Linked DNA regions of Mus musculus: all the other regions are linked to region 2. The links are chromatin loops, found by intact Hi-C in ENCODE. Cell type or tissue: left cerebral cortex. All regions are shown on one strand.

What was found. Hi-C counts contacts between places; a loop is a spot of excess contacts. Peaks named below come from ENCODE experiments on the same cell type or tissue, not always from the same donor. Only the 100,000 strongest peaks of a DNase experiment are listed, where the experiment ranks them.
Region 1: it touches region 2 in a loop (4-fold over the local background); 7 of 42 quality-filtered maps call a loop at or near these places.
Region 3: a loop joins it to region 2, with 3 times the contacts of the local background. A loop is called at or near these places in 20 of 42 quality-filtered maps.

Annotation. Positions count from the first base shown.
Region 1 is chr12:33,960,146-33,968,145 of GRCm38, forward strand. No RefSeq gene overlaps it. Among named protein-coding and RNA genes, the nearest start is that of Twist1, 6.5 kb to the left of the region's middle. In left cerebral cortex, no CTCF peak of the experiment used is centred here; DNase peaks (open chromatin) are centred at 638, 1,199, 2,034, 3,045 and 6 more places.
Region 2 is chr12:34,653,726-34,661,725 of GRCm38, forward strand. The region is part of intron 3 of Hdac9 (histone deacetylase 9); the gene reads right to left. Among named protein-coding and RNA genes, the nearest start is that of Gm46347, 130 kb to the right of the region's middle. In left cerebral cortex, CTCF peaks have their summits at 127, 4,692 and 7,827 (motif pointing right); DNase peaks (open chromatin) are centred at 116, 4,643 and 7,791; H3K4me3 peaks cover 338 bases.
Region 3 is chr12:34,436,242-34,444,241 of GRCm38, forward strand. It overlaps Hdac9 (histone deacetylase 9), which reads right to left. Exons shown (of 28, transcript NM_001271386.1): 5 at 896-1,137. Among named protein-coding and RNA genes, the nearest start is that of Gm51984, 230 kb to the left of the region's middle. In left cerebral cortex, no CTCF peak of the experiment used is centred here; a DNase peak (open chromatin) is centred at 4,918.

The sequences.
Region 1 (8,000 bases), 690 kb before region 2:
TTTATTTCCTTGTCACTATGGATTTTTGTCTTTTCCTTCATTTCCATTTCTGAGAAATGCCAATGTGCTAATGAAAACAATACATACATTATATATGTATATATACTTTATCTATGTAGAAAACTTAAATCATCAAGAGACAGTTGTGTGATTGCTTACTTCTTGAGTGAATGAATGATAGCCACCGTCATATTGGTTAAAAAAGAAAAAACATTTGCTCTATTAATGTTAACTCTATGGAAATCGTTCTCCTAAAATATACATACAGAATATACATCTGTGGGGTAAAATAAATAACCAAATTTTTGGTATCCCTTGTAATTTCAGGAGCGAGTATAATTCTTAATTCAGCCTCTAGTTAGGACCATGTACACACACACAAACACACACACACACACACACACACACACACACACCTGAAGCTCCGTAAAACAAGGACAGATGGTGCTGGGTTTTATTTCTGTCAGGATATTTCTGGGACAAAAGCATAGTTTTTGTCTTTGTTTTTAACCATTAAACTAGTGATTTTTAAAAATCGGTTTAGTCCTTAATTTTTTGACCATGTTAATACATTCACATACAAACAGGGGTTTTCCAGGCTGGAAATGATTGAGGTGCCTAATGCACACAATCACTTAGATAAGCCTGCATCTCCAGGTAAATTGCATTTACATAACTGGAGATTATTTTATTACCTGAAGGTTTTTCTTTCACTCTTCACACAACAGTACCAAATGTTGCCATGACACCATTGTAAGATAATTGTTGTGAATATTTTTAGGCCACATTTTACAATAAGGAGCCTCCAGTTATAGTAAAATATTAGTGAAAGCTTAGTGAGTTACTGGGTTTGTTTTGCTATTCTGTTTTTAAATTTTTGCTAATCATTTAACCTTATAGTGAAAAAGAAAGGGCAATTGATTGTGTGTGGTGCATCCGTGGTGGTTGTGGATTGTATGTGTGTAAGATAAAACTGTAAAGAGTCCTAAAAGGATGAGGGAGATGCCAAGATGACAATTTCCTCTTGCAAGAGCTGTCCCATTGTGCCCATTTTCCAGATGTTCTTGGGGAAGCATCCATGCTCACTAGCCTGGTCTGACTATTTGATATTTCAGATGTCTTGAAGTTCACCAAGAGGGAAGTCCCATCGTGGCTGAGAAGGTAAATGCTATCCTAATGCTGGACCCTTAAGGAAAGAGTAGCTCACATTCGTCTCTTTATTTCCACTTTTTTTTCTTTTTATGAAAGAAAACCGGGGATAGGCGATCCCATACTGACAGTAATAGGAAAAGGGCAGAATATTTTCTCCCGGAATTTCATAAAAATAGACTTTTTTTGAAAAGCTCTTGAGTAGTTTTATTTAAGTGAGGCAACTTTGTGGCGGAAATTGCTTCCTAGAATATAATCTTCAAGAGTGTAAGCTTGCAAAGTTATTTCTTTACTCTCACCTCCTCTAATGCAATGAAAAATGCTCTACTCTTCATAGTAGAAATGACCTGTTTGTTCACCTCTCTGGTTACTCTCATTTCATTATTTTGATGATAGTTACCTTTGTTTAAAATATACTTGGCTAAATTACCCGTTTATCACAGAGATGCTAAATAACATCAAGTAAAGTGCTTCGACTCCTGTCTTTTGTCTCCCAACCACAATGCTGTGGCTAAGAGGAAGAATTATGCTAAGTGATCTTCCATGTAAGAATTGAATTTATTTTTACTCTGGAAATAGTTGTTTTGTCTTGTTTATAATTTTCTCCAATTGATAAACCTTCGACTATAGCATTAAGTGTGCTCAGGCACACACATTGTGTGTGTGTGTGTGTGTGTGTGTGTGTGTGTATGTATGTGTGTGTGCGCGCCTGTGTACACATTAAGCAATGTATAGATAATTGAGGCACCGTTGGAGACCCCTTACCCAAAGTGTCACACATTAATAAAATAACCTCAAATAGAAACTCACAACCTGTGTACTTTCTTCCCACTTTCAAGACTGGCACCGGCTTCCTGCCCCTGGGGTCTTTGGTCTCTAAGGGAGCTTTTTAAGGGACACTTGGCCTCTTGCAAAAAAGTAGAGCATTTTGCACATTCCATAGTTTGGCAAAGTCAGAACTAGTTATTTTCTCTAGACCAGTATCAAGTTCTTCTCAGGCATATGATTTCACTTGAAGTCCTGCCCAGGAATCCTTCAAAGTGAGCATTTGTCCCGCTCTCATGATGTCAGGCGGTTTTCCCTGCATCTGTAATTTGAAGAAAAACAAACAAAACTGCGGGGGGAACAAACGCCACGGAAACCCAAACAGAACTCCGTGGGGAAGGAGGGTCTCACCTGCATAGGGTGCACCAGAGGGGCACCAACTGAGGCTACCCAGTGTGGGTGGCAATCTGGCCAACCTTGTTGAGAAAGTGTCAATGTCGCTGCTCTCTGTGGATGGCACGGACCCACCACTCTGGGCCTCTGGCCGCTGCTCGAGGCCGCTGCGCCAAGTGTCAGCGGTAGCACGGGGAAACAGATACAGACACAGGCAAAGACCCAACATCAAATTTCCAAAGACAGGCCGGCATTAGTGACAAAGTGGGGGTCGGGAAGGGAATCCCCAGGGGCCACTTTTCCAGAAATTTCTGTTAATGTGTCATAAAGAGTGCCCCACCCCTAGCAGCAGTGAAAGTAGAAGCGCTCCAGCACAATGGAAGATTCTTCTTCCTTATTTTTAACAGCGACAACCCCATTATTTCCCCGACTAGTCCTTGGAAAGCGACTATCGAAAATACAAATAGGATTGATTTTCTGTTCAGTGTTCAGTGGGCAGCAAAAGACAGACCTACTAAGCCTAGTACTGGGTGCGGTTTCCATTCTCTTTTGTTTCCAGGCCCCAAGACGCAACCCCCGCTTAATGTTCTTAGCAAATCAAAGCACGCATCCTTTGAAGAAGGTGTGTAATTGGAGTTTGAGGCATATATGGAATTCCCAGATGTCTATAAAGTAAAAAGGAGCCTATGGCAGGTCGCTGGAAGGTGGGGCAAGTTACAATCACTGCCATACGCCGAACTGCTTCATTTTCTCTCCCTTGATAAAGGCCAGCAAATTAAGCCTCAGGAAAGGTCGGGATGTGAGCATCGTCTACAAGCATCTTCTTGTACCAGAATCATAGCAGAATAGCAAAAAAGCACATGGTCAGAAAACCTCAAGGAAAACAGTCAATTACAGTGGGGATTTCGTGGGCGCCCTGCAACAAGATCATTTGGGTTTGCTGCAGTAAAGGCCGTCAGTGGCTTCTTTATTGTTTATGTGGACTATGTTCTGTTTCTTCTTTTCCCTCTTACCAAACTGGTGTTGTCGTTTTTTTGCAACATGTGACTTAGGCTGAGGCCAAAGGAACAAAACTTCAGACTATTAAAGGAAAAGGCAGTGCTGAAAACATTCCTTCCAGAAGGCAGCTTTCTTGGGGGTGGGGGTGGGGGTGGGGAGGGGAGATTGGGAGCGGAACGAGTGAAATTACATTTATGTAAAACAGGCAGCCTAAGGGTCTACCAGATAGAGGGAAGGCACCGCGAAAGGACACCAACATCACCCACCCTCTTTCCGGTTGTACCGAAGAAGGTGAAGAGGAGTGAGATGTGAGCTGACACGAGTTGTGTGTGAGTGTGAGTGTGAGTGTTGTTTCCCAGGCAGGTTTTGTTTTGTTGTTTTGGTTTTGGTCTGGAGCCCGAATCGAAAAATGACTTTTCCGTAGGGCAAGGCAATTGCCGTTTTATCTACCTGTAGAGTGGTCCTCCAGGTGGGAGATCTATGGGTGTGCTGAGGAAATTGGGTTTAGCAAAGGTTATCACTGGGAGGGGGGCGTTTTTTTAATTTTTTTCAGGAGTTTTGACTTGAGGGCTGGAGCAATGAGGGACTAGAACAAAGAATAGCAAGGAAATGGCCCCTAAGGCCCAAGGCAGAGGTAGAAGGGACTGGCTGGGGAAGCGGGTGTGACAAGTGAAAGGTCGGGCAGGTACTTGAGGAAGTTTATCTTGCCCAGATGTTAAAGCTTTTATGAAATGTCACGTGAAGAGAACAGATGTGAAAGTCGCAAGTGGAGCCACGCCCTTAAGCACAAGGAAGGCTTGCAGGGAAATCCAGGCATAAATCAACAACCTTTGTTTTTTTTTTTTTTTTTTTTTTTTTTTTTTTTTTTTTTTTTTTTTTTTTTTTAATATCTATCTTCTCTCTTAAATACTCACTCATAGGAAGTGAAGGTCCATCTTAACTGCCTCTTCCTGAAATCCCCGATTCTTCCCTGCCCAGCCAGGCCTTTGTTTCTCCTCAGCTTGCCTGTTTTCCTTCCTCATGTCCCTTTCCCCACCTCCCAAGTTTCTCTCCCTTCTTCTTTGCATTTGATCCTGAGCAAAGTATCTGGTCTCGGTTTGGAAAAGCTGAAACTAATCAATTGCCTATTTGAAGGGGTAGAGAGTGATAAGCGAGCAGGAGGCTTGACAGACTCTAAAGCTCCAAGATGCTTGGATGGGCTGAAAGATGAGCATGTGATCTTCCCTCCTGGGGCTGGGAACCATTGCTCTGGAGATCCTTGCATCCTTGGGGAGAGGCTTTCACCAAGGCAAGAGACTGCTTTGATTGAAAAGGGATTTGTTCTTTCAAAAGACTTGTGCACATAAGATACCTGTTCCTCCACAGGAGATGGAAGCTTGGCCTATAAACACAATTTAAATGAATTAACAGTTACCCAGTTTGGGAAATGAATAAGATTCCCTTTTCTGAGTTTAAGAGGGATGATCATGGAAGGCCTTGTTAATACTAATGTGTGGCCATGCCAGGATCTCAACACACAGCAAGAGTTTAAATGTTTGCTGTCTATACAGTAAAAATGTAAGGTAACTGTGCTATGCCTCTTTTTTTTTTTTTTTTTTTTTTTTTTTTTTTGGTAACTGCAACACATCCCTAAATCATTTATACTGCATCTGGCTTATTTATTATATAGCTTTCTGTAGGGCTTTATGTTTTAACAAAAACTTAAGGAGTTAGAGTAAAATTTTCTTCCACAACATTAAATCCAATTTTAGGGTTTATCTTGTTCTTAGAATTTCCTCCAAGCTGAGAGAGTGAGAATTCAAAGAGATGCCATTAACGGGTAACCAAAATTTTCAATACCCATAACCAGATAAACAGGCAGGTCCTTTCATAGCATTTAGTCTCAGTACCTTCTGAATCCTATCTAAACCATGTCACCAGGGTGCACTGCTTTGGGGTGCATATATTCTTATCTGGTTATAGCCCCTAAACATCTTGGATTCTGACCCTGTAAACAGATCCTCCCCCCCCCCTTGGATTTGCTTGCTCTTCAAGGAAACATTAGATTGAACCCCCCTTGACCCCCCACCAATATAAAGATTTCTTTGGGGGACTTCCAGGTCTTCATTTTCTAAAACATACCACCATACAACCTCTCTCTCCCTCTCTCTCTCTCTCTCTCTCTCTCTCTCTCTCTCTCTCTCTCTCCCTCCCTCCCTCCCTCCCTCCCTCCTCCTCTCCTGTTTTACTCTGTAACTTAAAGGGCTGGGGACTTTTGTGGAAACCATTTCCCCACTGCAGATTTAGCAGTGAGACGAGATCCCTTAGAGTCCTGTGGGTACAGCTCTGAGACAGTCTGGCAATCCACTCCTGGGGGCAGAGTCCTGCCTTCCCTGACAGTATTCTTTAAAATGTTCTTGTAAATCCCATTTGTACTTTGAACAGATTTCTGTTAGCCTCCTGCTTCATTCCACCCCTGACTTCTCTTGCCACTCCCCATCAACACACACCTTTTAAAACTTCTGAGTATTGTAGCACAGAAAAGAGACCCAGGATGGAGAAGAATCCTTCCTCTTCCTTCTTTCTCTGCAGACTGAGTGAAATTTAAAACACATCTCATAGATCAGTTTTCCTCCTCTGATGTTAGACACAGTCCACGACCCGGATTTTCAAATAGCCAGGCAGGAGTCTGCAATATTTAATCCAGCCAGCTATTAAATGTCCTCAGGCTAAATCAGGAACACAAGAAAGAATCCTTACGGGATAATGATACCAAGAGCAGTTGGGTGGAGGGAGGGGGAGGGGCAAATAAGGGGCAGACAACTCCAGAAATATCTTTCACTTGAAAAACTCTGGTTTTAGAACTCCTGTCAGAATAATAACAAATCGAAGAAACCTGAAAGAAAAAGTCTTTGCTCAAGGATATAATTTTAATGAAATACAACAACAACAACAACAACAACAACAACAACAACACACACACACACACACACACACACACACACACACACACACACACACTTAAAAACTGCTTCAGAGACTCCGCTTTTCCTTTACCTATTAGGGACTAGGAGGGTCCGTAACGTGATCCCGTCCCTCTTCCTGCCGCCCCTTCTTTCCCCAATTAAACCAAAACGGTTGTAGTTAGGAGCCTGGCCGGCGGGCTGAGGCTGTTCACTACATCTCCGTTCCTGCTCCAGCGCTTGCATTTCTCCAAAAGCCAGCCCCAGTGGGACTGGGCCTAGAGGTTCTTGCCTTTTCACAAAGGAAGGAACCTTCACCTGGAAGCCGACTTTCCCGGTATCTAGCAGGGGAAGGCAACAAATGTAGCACCAGGCAGATGGTGTTCCCCAAATCTGCCTGCCAAGGCTTCCCACTGACCCGGCCCAACGGTTTTTGTTGATTTAAACCTTCGGGAGGAATTGCAACTGCGAGAGCAAACGGGGTTGAGAGTAGGGGAGTAAAGCCAGGAGGCCGAGCTGGAGAACACCCGAGAAAAATGCAACATTTGGGAAGGGGTGGGGGGTGCAACCTTTTAGGCAGCAGGGACCAGGCATTTTGGCAGCCGCATCTGTCACTTGAAGCAGTGGACAGATAAAACCATCCCTGATCAAAGAGGTTCGTTCATAAATCACCCCTAAGAAATGGATGGTAAGGAGTAAAAGACACGTGTCGAATAATCTCGACCCCGAGTAGGCTTCCTGCCACGCGGTCCCTGCCGCCCCTTCCCGTGGTTTCCAGGCGCCTGGGCTCCCAGCTGGGAATGGGGGTGCTCTCCTTCCTGATTCTCCCCTCCCCCAGCCCCGCTGCCCCCTGGCCTCCGCCTCACAAGTTCTCTGAGGCCAGCCAGGTTTCGGGTTTGAGATTTCCACACGATCTTGACTCTGGACTGACCAGGCAAACAGCAGGGCAAGAGGATGGATGGAGTCTTTATTTAACTCTGAGGAGACAAAAGAGTGGGTCTCGCAAAATAGAAGATGTCTCGCTTCCAGGTCCTGTCCTTAGATTCTTCTTCTTCCTACCCTCCCCCACCCTTACCCTCACTGATCTTTATTCCCAGAGAACTCAAATCTCTGCAAAGTGTTCTGGGCAAACCATGCGCGGAGGGTAGAGTTCAGCCGGAGTTGAAACGGTCCTGGCGTGTGCGTTCCGGAATATTTGGGTTTCGCACGCAGCTCAGTCAACCCTGGTGCTCTGTCTAGGAGTAGTCGCTGTCCTGGGCACTAGGATTAACTCTGTTCTCTTTCTCCCTCCCACTGGTCCCGCACCTGCTTCCTCTGGTTGACACAAAGCAGGCGAAGGCGAAGGTCCAGTTCGTGCGCTGAGTGTCCGGCCAGCTGTCTGAGGACACCGGGAACGCGTGAGGGGAGGGCTGAGCGTCTGGTGTCCTAGTCCCCAGTATAAGCCATGCTAAGGAACTTTGTGAATCGGTTTGCAGGGTTTACAACAACAGACCCCTACACCCCAACCCTTGGTTCCCCCCACCCCACCCCGCAGCTTCAATGTCTTGTAGATAAGCGGGATTTTGCATATAATAGGTGTTTATGGTTCTGGAAACTACTCTTTGATCTGGGATTTGAGGGGTGGAGTGTCTGAAAGGTCTCTAGACGCTTGTCTGATTTGAATGCTTTTCAGGATGATTTATGGCAAAAGGCTCATTTCTGACACTTCCAGATGCCAAAGCTTTCTTACCCGCCAGAAATGCCAAGGAAACC
Region 2 (8,000 bases):
GAAATTCAATTAACAGGGGGAGGTGCTCATGAGGAAATGGGGTGCTCAGATGTCTGCAAGTTAGGGCATCGGGTTCAGATGCAATAATGCTCCTTCCTGGTAAAATAGACATGCTGCTCTCTAGAGGCTCCATGGAAGAATGGCACAATGTGGGAATGGAAGCAAGGCGAGGTAAGGCTGGTCCTCAATGCTTTTTGACTTACCTTACACATTTAGTGCTATACTGAAATGTAAGTAAATACCTTTAGGAGGGATTTCTGCACTTGATGCCAGCAATAACTGTCTGGAAACAGAGTTACAGATCTTTCCTAGTTATTTTATGTGCACTTTAAAAGTTTATTGATATATGCTTATAAATTTAGCCAGTTAAAATGTTTTAATTAAGTTAACTTAATTAAATATTATATTTAAACCAGATTGTATAACTGTTACCACAATCCACATTTAAAACATTTCAAATATTTCAGTAAATTCTCTCCTGCCTAATCCCTATTCCAACCCCAGGTTCTGAAAACCACAAATCTATTTTGTACCTCTATAGATATGAGTTATATTTCATGTTTAAATACAGCAGCTTGGAAACAAAGAAATCAAAACATCACCATGAAGATGTGTTTTTCTTCAAAGTGTCTTTCTTTTTCAAAGTGATCAATATAACTAAATGAGATTCAGCTACCTCACTGAACCAAGTTTCTGGGGCTGTTTTTGCAAACCCAGTTCCTAGGGTCTGACACATTTTAACCCTGGGAAGATCCAGGGCTGATGGTATAGCTGTCGCTAGTGTCTTTCAGAAAAGTCTGCAACATTCCACAGCAAACTAAAGCTTCACTGGTTAACAAGTGGGAAGAATTCATGGTAGATGCTCTAAACTGGACCTCTAGACCACCCCTCCAAACTACAGAGAACATTGCCAAAGGGGATAGAAAGGATAAAAGAGTGAAAAGATGGAGAGATACGCCATAGGAAAGGATATCCCCTGCACATGATATGGCCATTCATGTATTCACTGTAATCCAGGCCATCTGCAGAAGACATGCACAAGACTGGGCTTGCCCACATTTCACCCACTGATGGAGTAGGAACCCAGAAGACTACTGTGCTATCTCCTTATTCAAGGAGAAGGTGTTCTTTTCTGCAGTGGTGAAGCAGCCCTTGCTCCAGTAAATAACCTCCGACCCTTGGTAAGAAACTCTAACTAAACACAGTGAGCCACACACCAAAATAATGAATTGAAGTGTTGGTGGGATCTTGTTGTGGAAAGGGGTTTCAAAGTAAGAGGGAGGATAGAAGAGTGTGGGATGAGCATGACCAAAGTAATTTATACAAAAAGAAGATGCCAGGCAACAAAAACTTTAAAAGGAGTCATGATTTTAGTATTTACCTTCATCAGGAATGATGGGGGAAAAATCCCTTTTAAAAATTAAAACTAGATTCTTCTCTTGTATAAAAGATCCCAACCTAAGTTCCCCCTCCCTCCACTTCTGCAACCTCCTCACCATCTCCCCTCTCCCCAGATTCACTCCCCCTCTGTTTCCTCCTCAGAAAAGAGAAAGCCTCTAAGAGATGACAGCCAGACAGGACAAAACAAGATACAGTAAGACAAGGCAGAAGCCCTCGTACTGAGACAATCCAGTAGGAGGAAAAGAGACCCAAGAGCAGGCAAAGGGGAGATAGATAGTCCTGCTCCCACTGTCAGGACTTCTACACCACCACCCAGCTAACAGCCATAACATATATCCAAGAGACCTGGTACAGACCCATGCATTTTTACCTGAACATTTTTGAATGTTAAACTATCCCTTTCTCTACTAATGAACCAATCTCTACTTTAAACTGGTCACAATCATTTGAGTCTGAGAGATATTACCTAGACATAGGCACCCTACTGAAAACAGAGATCTACCAGGAACCGAGATTCTTGTGGCATTAACTGCAAAGCTTACAAATTCTCTGCTGGGGTTGGACAGTGGCTCTGAAACATGTGGTTAGTCTGGGAAGTGTCACTGCACCAGAGCTGACTTCTTCCTAAAGGAGATGTACCATGTGTGAGAGTGGTGGGGCCACCCTCAGGTCACAGCCCACTGTGGCGGTCTGTGATCCATAAGATGTAAGAGTTATTTTTCCAAGGTCTAGAACCAGCATGTCTGTCTGAGAACACAGACTGGAGCAGAGATTTTTTTTTTTATCAATTTACAATTTTTTTTATCATGTGCTCCTCAAATCCCTGGGGCCATGTGAGGTCCAGTTTGTTTCCAAACATAAGGGCCAAGGCAAAACAATTTCCAGTCTCTCTCAAAGAAAAAATACGAAAGCTGCATCAGGTTCCGGGATGTGCTGAGCTCTGTGGCTGTCTCTGGTGCCTTAAGAACACTGCCGGGTAGGCAGCAGCCTCTCAAGAGGTCTGACTATAGGTAACAGATGAAAACTAGATTCTGAAATCACAGCAAGGCGGAGGTGCAGCCAATTAGAGTCTGGATTAACAGAATAAAGCAAATCAAACTAAACAAAAAAAGAAAAAATAGCAAGGATTTAATGGTTTGACTTTCTTGCCTTTTTAAAAAACTTTAAAGCATTATCAGTTTGGGAACAGTGTATCTTTGTGAATCAAAACCAATGTAATTAATTAACATAACTTGGTCCACTGATTCACCTCCAACAAACAACATGGAAAGGCCCAGGTCTGTACAGTAATGGCAGCTAACACATCTCTTCTCTTCCAAACATCATGGAGCAGTTTTATAAACATCAACTTGTATTAATTTAAACCAAATATTAAAACCAAACTTTTTTCCTAGGTGGTAAAGCTTGTCTGCATATTTTCATTATTACAAAATGGTTGCCTTTAGTCCATAAACTACAAGGGCATAGTAAGGTCACAACGGAGTGGCAAACACAGTAAATTAGAAGGAAAGTAACCAGAGCCTGTATTTAGCATGATTCTTTTCACCTGGAAGTAAATGAGTATACACAGTCCATTGATTAGTGCTGATTTGAAATGGAGTTTCTATTTAAATGATTCTTCTAAACTCTGTTTTATAGCAAAAATTTAAAGTATTTTTTTCTTTATGGTTTTTTTTTATCATCTGAAAATATACAACCCAGGCTTTGCCAAGTGCAAATGTGAAATTTAATTTGAAGCCATTCTTGATTTAGCTTGCACATATACTAACATCAGAAGACAAGAATGCAAAGTGATCTGCTATCTGGAATTGGAAGATAACACAAAAAAAGAAAAAGAAAGAAAGAAAGAAAGAGGAAGGAAGAAAAAGGAAGGAGGAGGAGGGGTAGGAGGAGGAGGAGGGGGGGAGGAGGAGGAGGAGGAGGAGGAGGAGGAGGAGGAGGAGGAGGAGGAGGAGGAGGAGGAGGAGGAGGAGGAGGCCTGTATTGTGCTTGACTCCAGAAGTCTGCCCTAAGTACCATGCAGGATGGTGGAAAGCAAATGCCTGAGTTCACAGTGCCTGCCCCTTTCCTATCAAGCACAAAAGTACAAGGTTTTCCTGAAGAAGAGAAGGGTTTCAGAACTCTCTAACCCATGTGTGTTGATCATGTAGGAAAACTGGCCAGTACTTCTGTTGTGTTGTCTCCATTATATGCAGTTGATACCCAAGATGCATCACATAATGTCTTCAATCTCCGTCAACTACCTCATAAAGAGTCCATTTGCTCTTAGAGAATAAGAAGGCTGTGAGAACAGGTTCAGGATCACTCTGAAGCAAGAATGGACGTTAATAACTATCCTCAGGGGCACAGATGAGGAAAAAGGGTCATTGACTTAACATTCTTTAATTCTTTTAGGTATAATAAGACTACGTCATGATTTACAGCTGAAAAGCACAGCTTTTGTTTTGCTTACCAATAAAAGAAGGTCTTTCATAACCTCAACTGTTGTGACACTCTGAGAGCTGAGAGATTTGAAGTTACCCTTTATATGGTTGGCTGAAATCTCTCTGCCTTGGGGGGTCTGGAACAGGGGGAAGCCTACTGTTGCTTAACTCCTAAGACATCAATGTTTCAGGGCTTACAATTGTATAAAGGCATTTTGTAGGATGACATCAAGGAAAATAACTTTTATGTGTTTATACTTCCAGAGGGTCATATATTGCTAATTAAACAGGATTCCTTCAGTTTGATTACATAAGGGGGCTTGGGTTTGTAATTCAATAGCACGTGAAGGTCAGTAGAGTTATGAAAGAAACTTTAAATTTTATGAGAAATCCGGTAACTATCAGGATATTTGCTCACAGAGCTGGAATATTTCTCAAAGCATTTTCCTGATCTGTTAAGATACAGGAAAATATTTTGCTGGCTACAGGGGTGACCAGATATTACAAGACCCTAAATCATGCAGATGGGTCTTTTTGAGAAAAGCCAATACTGAAACACAGATCCAGATCCCAGATTGTGAGGTTGAAATTTCAAAGCGACTAGACGAAGCAGGCTAAGACCTGTCTTCCAGCTTCGCCATTCAGCTACACTAATACATTCCCTGAGCAGTGTTCTGAAGTCCACCTCTCCAACCCAGCACATCAACGCATGCAGTGAGAGCCTTGACTTTGACCACCATGTTCCCATTTGAATATTTAAGGCAGGGGCGACTTACATCTTACAAAGCCAAGAATCTTTTAAAGTGAATTTCTGGGAGGTTTGAGATAGCGGCTGCTCCAACAATTGTAGTACTGCACTGCCCTCCAGAGGGGAATCCTTGGCAAATACTCACAATCCATGAACTACAGAGGGGATTGGGGACTGTGTGGCAAAAGTCTTCACTGTGATTCTTGTACTTCTTTCTCTCACATCTTAAAAAGAAACAGGTCTGTAAATCAGCGGCAGCCCCGATGCTCTGAGCACACAGCGCCTTGTCTTAGGTCTTCTGTCTTGTGTCATCTCGAAAATTTATATTTGCTGCAGCTTTCACTAAGTGATAAATATTAATTATTTCTGTCGGAAGCCTTGTTTATTCATGCATATTTTACAGAAAAAATCACACTAAACACATAGCCAGAGGCAGCCTTTGCAAGCTGAGACTCCTCACAGATGACTTGCAGGCACACAAAGGATAGCTAGAGACAGGATATTTTACTGTCTAATTATGTTGTCACCACCTAACTGAAATGTGAAGGGTGCCCAAAGCTATTGTGAGAAAAATATAACTTATCTTGAACTTCCCTCTTCTTCCATTATGGAACCCATTTCTACTCTGTCCTGCATGCCATCTCAGACAAGGGCTGGTTTCTGTGGCTTGTCAATTCCTGGTTACGCAGTATCTGTTCCAAATGAAAGAAGTTAAGTCAGAGCTGATGATTTCTCAGTTTTGTTCTTGTGGGACAAAGTCAACTTGTGAATGAAGAGCCTCTGCTTGGAAAAGTTAAACGATGACAAATATATATGTAGGGCTTCACAAATAATAATTCAATTATCACATCTATGACAGTGATACTGTCACCACCAGCTGCTTTTGGTGCCAATGAGTCACAAACAGGTTAATTCGGGATCACAGAACTGGGATGTGATAGAGCCGAGATCCAAATTTAGTTTAGCTTCAGAGTCTTATTTCTTGGCGTTTTTTTACATTAACTTAATATGCTAACAAATAGGTAAATACCCTGCCTAGCAAACTATAAATATCATTAATAATATTTTAAATGAAGTTAATATTTAGATCATGTCTCTATAGTCCATAACACACAAAATTATTAGAATCTCCATGGACCTTGGAAATGCTGCAAATTGGAATAAAATATAAAGTAATTTTGTGATAATTAGAAAATATCTAATCTCATTAGCTTTTAGGAGAAAACACCAAGACATAGAAACAACAAAAATGGTGGATCTGTAGTTAACAGCAGTCGTTGCTATTCGAGAGGACCCGGGGTTTGTTTCCCAGTTTCCATGTGGTGGCTCAGAAGCATCTGTTGTGAAGATCTAGCGCACTCTTCTGACCTCCATGGGTGCCAGGTATCACAAAGTGCATTTATACACACATAGTCAAAACACTCATACATATAAAACAAAACTAAATAAATCTTTGTGCATGCAGTCAAAAGACTCATAAAAACTACCAAAATACTAACATCCTTCTTAAGATCATGAAGATAAATTGTATAAACATATAGATTTATTCCTCAAATATCAAGGACCTCATTAGATATGAAGGAACCTACATGTCGCATATATATATATATATGTGTGTGTGTGTGTGTGTGTGTGTGTGTATATATATATATATATATATAAACCATCATCACTTTTAGTAATTGTGATGATGTATCTCTTAACAAAGGAAGGAGGAAGACAATATGCCTGGTGACTTCCAATGGAACCACAGAGGTATCATCATAAACAGTCACATAAAAGCCATGTACACAAAATACACAAAATGAATTTCAGGCTATACTGAGAAAACAATGTTCTTGCATCAAGCACTGGCTGGCCTGCTAGCCAGGTGGCTGGATTTAGAAACCAGAAGGCCCCGGGGAAGGCAGTCGTCGGTAACTACAAAGCTAATGTGGTCAATGCCCGGTGTCGTTATGGGGATTAGAGGGGGGTCACACTCCACAGCAGCACCTGCACAACTATGACATAAGCTTCTAGCTGACATAAATCATACTCTCTCTGTTTTGAAAGCAAATAATAAAATAGTTGTTCCATGTCTCTTGACCTTTACTTCTGGGAAACTTACATTTTTCCCTTTTTTGCTTTGGAAGGAAACCTCCCCAGCCCCTCCCCTCCTCCCCCCACCCCTGCCACAATGAAACATACTCAAAACACCCATTTCTGAACACATGCATAAAAAGTCATCTCCTTATCTCCAAAGTAATTCTAAACACCATTAACTTATTATGTTGCAAAGTAGCTTAACATAAGGCAGAAAGGCAGGAGGAGAACAAGACACTCAGAAAGACAGACACCAAAAGGAAAGCCAGGGGTTAATAGAGATGGAGACCTGTAGCTGCCCAGCTGAAGATGGAGAAAAACCACTGAGGCATTTCCACCGAGAGCTGCTAAAGGTTACTTAACAAGAATGCAGGGAACGTGCTGCACACTTGGTTTCTAGATTCATCTTTCCCATAGAATCCAATTATGCAAAATTGCACTTTGCCCAAGCCTGCTTCTCAAGTCAGCTTTAACTTGATATAAGATTCAATGAAATGAAAAGAGAAGACAGAAATCACCCTGAAGTCACTGAATTAAAGATATGTTTTATAATTGCAGACATTTATAAATCCAATTTGCCATAAAAGCAAAATGCAGAGTGGTAATGTGACAGGAAGGGGGAAACCCACTGAATGAGCATTATCCTGTGTCTATACTATAGCTTCTGCTCAGAGACAATAGCCAGGCCTGCTATATAGGGAGCATTTTATTTGCATTCTAAGATTCATACTCACACACATGATGGTTCTCTAGTGTCTCAGAGAAGACCAAGGGAGCTGCGCACATTATTTATAGTGAATGGCTGACTTACGAGAGAGAAAAATGATCTTTACAAAACAATTAAGGGTCAGTATATTGGGTACATGGACAGAAATACCAGCAAAATGTGTGCTGTGCACATGGACATATAAACCACCAGCAACAGACTTAGCACATAGATACATAAACCAGCAAGAACCAGGGACAATATTGTGCAAAAACCATGGGCCAAAAAGGGGCAATGCTGTGCATGTGGACACACAGTGCAACAAAGAGCAGTGTTGTGTACATTGAAACATAAGCCATCAAGACTCAATACTATGAACAGAATATATAAATAATAAAAGGGTGGTGCTGTGTATATTTAGACACAAAAGCAAGGATCAGTATTGTACACATGGACACATAAGCCACCAAGGGGCAGTGTTGTACACATGTACACATATACACACTAAAACAAAACAGCAAGGGGCAGTGCTGTATACATAGACCATAAACCACTAGAGGAGTCATCTTTTTTTGATCCACCAGCACAGAAATGCTATGCTCTAACAAATAACCCAGGAGATTCTCATTGAAAATTTTGA
Region 3 (8,000 bases), 220 kb before region 2:
TCAAATTAAATGTCTACTTTGTTGAACTAAAACCTCCCCATGCGTTTTTAAAATTTTGAAAACACTGGGCCACTTAGCAGCTCACGTTTTAGATCTTCCCCACTTTGCTTCTCAAGTTTTGAGATAAGATCCATGTGCCACCACCCCCTCCAAGTTGTCTGTTACTAAACGTCTTTGCCAATTATTTAAAAAAAAAAAAAACAACAGATCAATCTATGGTAATATTTTCCCATTGAATATTCTGAAGAAGAAAAAGAACAATTTGGCATATATACAATCACCAGATGTCAGTAAAAGTTCCTCAGCTAATGCTATATTTCCTCTGAAATAACAGTCTATAAAACCACTGAAATATTTATGTCACTTTTTGCATATAAAATTCCCTTCATCTTTTCATTGTATTTGTATTTTGAGTATAAGCCCTATGGGATATTTTCTAAGGAAGAACTACATTGCCCTATATTGAAACCAAAAACACAGCAGAAGAGGGCCGTCTCTCTTCACAAGATGAATTTATCCTTCCTGGTAAATAGTACGCACAGATTCTTTAGTAAAATAGTATGGACCTGCCCAGTCTTGTGGTTCTTGGTGGTAACTATACAGGCACAGGAGCACACAGCAGAGAGTACCCATGAGAATGGAAAGTTCTTGTTGCTACCAGTGAGTCTGTGAGGGAAAGGGCAAAATCAGCAGAGCTCTCCCACTACCAAAGCAAGGATTTACCAGGTACTTACCCAAGTCTCCAACTAGTACAACCACACTTTCCTTCAAGTCACATATCCGTGTCTTAATCACAGGAAAATTCCCCATCAGTGCTCCCATGGGTCGGTCTTATGCCCACATCATGGTGCAGATGCCCTGATTGAGAAGTCAGAGACAAAGACACATTTGCTACCTTGATGTGCTCCTGGAGTTGTGCTTGATGCTGCCTTGTCAAATTCTCGTGCTGCTTCTGAAACTCTGCTATGAGGAGCTGCTTCTGGATCTGCTGCTGCTGCTGAATAAGAAGTAACTCTTGCTGCAGTTGCTTCTCGCGGACGACAGGATCCACCACAGGCATCATCATCCTGAGATCTGTCCTCAGGTCTAAAGGTGAGATGGGCTCCAGGCCCATAGGAACCTCTGATTTCACGTCCACTGGAGACACAGAAAGGAAGACAGAGAACGGGGTAGAGAGGTTTGGAAATTAGCACGTTGATTTGTAAACATACCAAGAACAACAACAACAAAAAAAAACACTATACCCTGAATAGCGCATGTAAGCACATGTATAAAGAAATGGGTATAATCTCTGCTTCATATTGAAGGTGAATTGTGTTCTGCCCATCAGCTTTGGCAAAGGGTACATAGGTTAATTTTTACTCAGTAATATGTTTTCTGCTCTGAATCTTCTACAGATGGATTCAACTAATGGTACCAAGAATTATTCATAAAATATATTAGACTGGACCATTTAACTAATGTAAGCCAAGGAAGATCAAGAAAACCAAGATAAGGAAAGATGTCATACAAAAAAAGAAACTCTGTCACAAGAATTCATGGACTTATAAAAAGTTTTATACTCAGAGACAGAAGATAAATTCTACCTTAACTTAAGCGTGTCATGCAATATATCTGCCTCACCATTACACCTGGGAAGGACATGGGAGAAACTACATCCAGGTTCAGGTGATGGTGACTAACCAGAGCAATGGGCCAAATCCCCACATGGAGAAGTGAGAGTAGCCCAGTACCTAAGTGGTGATGTTTAAATAGCAATCATTTAAATTGTGGAAACCTCATTCTTAAAATAAACAAGAGAGAAAGAAGTATGAAGGAACTTCAAGTAAATAATTAGTCAAATTCCCAAAGGAAAAAAATGACCCAAGGATAACTGGATAACTGTGGAAGACAATATCTAAATAGATAAAAATTGAGTTAAATTATATATATATATATATATATATATGTTCATGTATACATATATGAAGTGTCTAACATAGTGTGAATAGATAAACATGCCCCTCACTCAAAGAAAGACTTAAGCAGCAAAGCTGCAGGCAGGGTGGATCTTCAGAAGTTGCTTGTTTATGGCTACTGTCTACTTGATTGGTCAGTACCCATGCCAAACTGGTGGTTAAGCCTTCTGTGGAATTAATCTACACAGAGGAACCAGAGAGGTTTTATAATTAAGTCCAACAGGGCAAGTTAAAGACAACAGGTCTTTGGGAAGCTGAGGTTATAGCTCTTTAAAATTGGTGTACAATTACTCAGATCTTAGACCCAGCATAGACAGAAATAACCAGAAATTTTAATTGCAAAAACATTTAAAATATTTTAACCTTCTGAGCAAGGAGCTCAGAAAAATCGTTCAGTAAGTCAAGCATGACACACACAGGCTGCTAGGTTCACCCTCTATTCTAAAGCCAACCCAATGCTTGCTCCCACTCTCCTATTTGCACAAGCCTGATACTGCTATCTCTACTCTGTCTTAGCCCATCACTGCTAATGTGGAGATGGTGTTAGGAACAACAATAACCAGAGGCTCAATAAGGGCAGTTACTCAGAGTGTGTACAACATGCTGCTCAGTAATGGTTTTGTCTTTTCCATGATATAAAAATGGAAATTTTGTGTACATTGAAATATTTCATCAATACTGATTGGCTAACAAATCCAAAGTATATAAGCAACTATGGTAATAAAATGGTAGTGATTTTTATAAAGTATTATAAAATTAAAAGAGCAATTCAACAACTAAGAATCACCCTTATTAGTAAATAATACAAACCATTAAGAAAATGAAACATCATGTAGCACTAACAACCATATATATGTGCACGCATATATGTGCAAGTATATATGTTTACATGCAAAATGCCTGTAATTTTATAGGGTAAGAAAATGACAGAATTATTTATTGCAAGTGGTTCTTTCATTTGATTTAAAACTGCCAAAAAAGTAAATCTGCAACATGAACCAGGAGATATTAACTCTTCTGCCATTCGATTTAGGTTTGCTACTTCTACAAGTAAATCATACAGAAACAATCCTAATGGGGAAAAACCTTCAAAGCCATATTATTTTCTGGAGATGTTTTTTTTTATTATCATAGTCATCGAGTAGAAGGAACACCAACATAAAGTATGTCATACTCATTGGGTTTGTAAAATGTGGTCAGTGGCTGGGGAGAGGTCAGTTGATCAATTTTTGCTTTATAAGCATGGCAAAACAATCGATGATGGCATTGCATGCCTGTTATCCTAGTACTGGAGAGGTGAACAGCGTTAATTCCTGAGACTCACTGACCAGCCAGCACAGCTTAGTTGGTGATATCCAGGTCAGGGACAGACAATGAGGTGCCTAGAGAATGATACTCAAGGTTGTCCATTGACCTTCCCATGTATATGCATGCATGTACACAAGCAATACTGACATATGACAATGGACCCCATCCGTGCACACATGCTCACAATGTATGAAATCCCTAAAAACTGTTTATAATAATATTAAAATGCTTAAAAGGTGATAATAAATTGGCATTTATACTCTGACAACCAAACTGTATAAATCTTTATTAAGCCCCATAATATTAGCTATCATTCTAAACGTTGAATCTCAGGACTTTGAAAAATAAAGACAAAAAAAATCAGCCAACTAAGCATGTACACAACACACACACACACACACACACACACACACACACACACACACACACACACGGGGCGGGGGGAAGAGATTTTAAAATTGGATTAGTCCCTAAGTTCTGATGAAAAGAAGCCACAGAGAGCCCATCATGGTTGTGTTTTAGATGAGACGATGAATGATTCTTCTTTTCTTCTGCTTTCTATACTTTTTCAAATTGCCAAAAATACTCATTTGCTTCTACATGGTCTATGGTACTTAGGTTTGAATAACCCAGCTTGGGAATTACAAGTTTGTGTTCTGTGCAGACTTATGAGTTATCTTCAGTGCTTAAAGAAAAGCTCCCAGTTATTCTGTTTATTGATACCTAGATCTCACATGTAAATGCTTATGTGTCAAACGAGCTGCACTGCACAAATGTGTGAGCACAAATGTGTGAGCATGCAGACCGGTGTCCATCTTGCTTTGCTAACACTGGTTATTCTTCAATGTGTAGAGAAGAAGTTTGTAGTATCAACTCTCTGTAACAATTCAAATAAGATGGAAAAATGATTAATTAATAAACTATTGTTTGGCAGACAGCAACCTCTTATGACATTATCCTTGTTCAAACAAGGGATCATGACGTTCGAAAGCATATGAAGATGGTCTAAGTAGATCTCTTAGCTGGAAAGGGACAATGCAGAATTTCTAGTCAACACAGACAAGAGAGAGTTTTAGCATTAACTTAAAGGCCTTCCATGAATCAAGCTTAAAGCATTGCTGTTACTAATATACTTCATTTTATTCTTTAACATCTTTAACATATGTGTGTTTGTGTGTGTGTGTCTGTCTGTATATCAAAGACCTTTAGTTTTGCCTTATTGTTCATAAACTATGAACATGAATTCCTTAATCTTTTTGCAAACAAAAGAAGTAGAAAAAAGATAAGGAATAAAATCCTACAGTGGTCTGAAACCCTCATTGCAAACCTCAAAGAATAATTTGACTTCTTAACCTGCTATCCCAACAGAAATGATTGTATCTAACTGCTTGCCTTTGTTCAGAGACTAATCACTAAATTGTGAAAAATCTCCCTCAACTGATAAAAACTCCCCTTGATTATAAATAATCGCCCAAGACTGAGAAAAAGCGGCGGGCAAGATCCCAGTCGTTCATCCAATTTATTCAGCAGTGATCCACATTCCATTTGTCTAGACTAAATATAGCAGCGTTTATACAAGAAATCAATAGTGCTTGCAGAGAGGAGAGCAGAGGCATGAATATTTCATCAAATGTGAGGAGAAGTAGCAATCACCAGAGTCATGGCTCTGGCTGGGTCATCTCTAGCCTGCTGGATTCGCCCCTGCTGCTTGGACAACAGCTCATCTATCTCTGCAGGCCACTCTCGTATCACTGCTGTCCTCTAATTTTAGCAGCTATGGCATTATGGGTGACAAAGACGCTTCTTATTCCAAAAGGAATGTTGCATTTTCTGACATCTCTGCTGTCAGGCTAAGGAGCTTCCCAGGAACATGAATAGAAGTATAAAACCAGGGATGAGTTTCAACAAGTGACAGACACCTTTGTACACAGAATGTGTAAGAATAGGCACTGTGAATAGCTACTGGATTTTAATTAGAAATAACCAGTTTTACAAGGAAAATGTAACCATTATTCTTAGTAGTGGGTGAATAGAATTCCCTCTGTTTATACTGTTCTTGGTTTGTTTGTTTGTTTGTTTGTTTGGGAAGACACACAGTTCTTCAAAGGTTATTGAGAAGTAGTTGTCAATGACTTGGTTGACAAGGCAGCTGCTGACAAACAATATTACCATTAGTTATCTCTGAATTGTAATTTTTTCTTAACAAACTCCAACACCTAGGACACAAGTAAGAGAGAGCCAAGATCAAACTAACTTTATTTGGACTTCTTCTGAGGTTATAAATAAATGCAAAGAGTTTAAGAAATAGTTCGGTGGTTAAGAGCACAGACTACTCTTCCAGAGGACCCTGGTTCAGATTCCTATATAAAGTCTGACCACCATCCATAACTCTATTTCCACTGGATCTTTCATGCTCTTCTGACCTCCACAGTCACTGCATGAAGTGATGCACAGACATACATGCAGACAAACACACATTCAAAATAAAACAAACAAGTTTTACATAAAAATGAAAACATGTATGAATTAGTTTAGATTTTTCAAATGCCCAGGTGAAAAATTTCCCCACACATATTATCTGATCTTAACCATTACATTATAAAAACCTATTTATTCTGTGTGCATAGGTTTGTTTCTTGACAGTTGCTATTTTGTTATTCAAAATATGCATTTTTTCCAAATAATTTTCATTTTCTAAAGTATTTATGAACAAAAAACTTCCTATTTCAAAGTCAAAACAAAATCCTAGATTGTGTGTATGTGTGTTGCTTAAACAACTATAACTATTATAAACACATACACACACATAGATATACATATATACACATATATATATACACACACATATATACATACACACACACACACACACACACACACACACACAGCTTTATTGAGCATATAGGGAAGATACATCTTAAAATCAATACCAGGCCCAGGGCCACAGTTGATTCCAAAACTAACAGCCACAAATCTTTCTTAGTTCTTACTTTGTGATATTGCTAGTAAATGACACCTAAATCTGAAGTTTTCTTGTCTTGCAAAAGAGGATGCCAGTTGCTATTTCATCCAGTGGCTCCACAGGAAATTTCAACCATTTTAACAATGTTTCAAGTGGATAACTTGTAAATGGAAACATTTTAATGACAGACTTTTGTGCATGTACCAGTGTCACTGTGGCTGAAGGCATGGTTTAAAGGCTCAGCTTCACACATAAAATATTACTATAGACATGTGTGGGTCAATGAATGACTTAGCTTTTTATATGCCAAGTGCTATAGAAATCAGAGCCATCTCTCCCATTATCAGTTGTTAATATTTGTAATTACAGAGGTCCTAACTAAGGACACAGTGTCAACAATACTGGCCAAAGCCAACATCTATTCAGGTTCCTTATGCTAAATGATTACCCATAAATGTTCTGGCAAGTGGACGTATAACTGAACTATCTTGATTTGGGAAGAAGGGAATATTGCGTTGATCACCCACTGTACTTATTCTGTTCTTCCACCACAGAGACCTGCCTGATATACTCTCTCCATCACTGTAACACTACTCCATCAAATAAATAGGCAGTGCCACTAACTAGCATGAGGTGTGGGAAAGCTTTGTGGAACACTGCTTCAGTAGTGTGTGCAGGGCTTCTTAAAGGACACCCAGAATGACAGCTTCAGTAGACACTTTCAATCAGTAATCTTTACACTTGTCTTTCTTGGTTTCAGACTTCAGGCTCTGCCTGGCAGACTGGCTCTATCAAAGCACATTAATACTTAACCCACTCCTACATCTTTGAAATTCTGGTTGGTACTGAGAACTGTGACACACCTAGCTAATCAGGGAGGGCGAAGACAACCATCCCTCTATGCTTTAATGCTCTGTCTTATTGTTTCTGTACTTTACAGCTAAATCAAAACTGGGGCTTTCCTTCAGTCTCAGCTCTGCACTTTGTCTCTGTATCGCCTCATGGATATTTTGTTCCCCTTTCTAAGAAGGACCAAAGTATCCACACTTTGGTCTTTCTGCTTCTTGAGCTTCATGTGGTCTATGAATTGTATGTTGGGTATTCTGAGCTTCTGGGCTAATATCCACTTGTCAGTGAGTGCATACCCAGTGTGTTCTTTTGTGATTGTGTTTCCTTACTTAGGATATATTTTCTAGTTCCATCCATTTGCCTAAGAATTTTATAAATTCATTGTTTTTAATAGCTGGGTAGTACTCCACTGTGTAAATGTATCAAATTTTCTGTATCCATTCCTCTGTTTTGGGACATCTGGGTTCTTTCCAGCTCCTGGATATTAAAAATTAGACAGCTATGAACATAGTGTAGCATGTGTCCTTATTACATCTTAGAGCATCTTCTGGGTATATGCCCAGAAGTTGTATTGCTGGGTCCTCAGGTACTACTATGTCCAATTTTCTGAGGAACCACCAAACTAATTTCCAGAGTGGTTGTACCAGCTTCCCATCCCACCAACAATGAAGGAGTGTTCCTCTTTCTCTACCACCTTGCCAGCCTCTGGTGTCACCTGAGTTTTTGATCTTAGCCATTCTGATTGGTGTGAGGTGGAGTCTCAGGGTTGTTTTGATTAGCATTTCCCTGATGATTAAGGATGTTGAACATTTTTATAGGTGAATCTCAGCCATTTACTATTCCTCAGTTGAAAATTATTTGTTTAACTCTGTATTCATTTTTAAATAGGGTTATTTGATTTTCTGGAGTCCAACTTCTTGAGT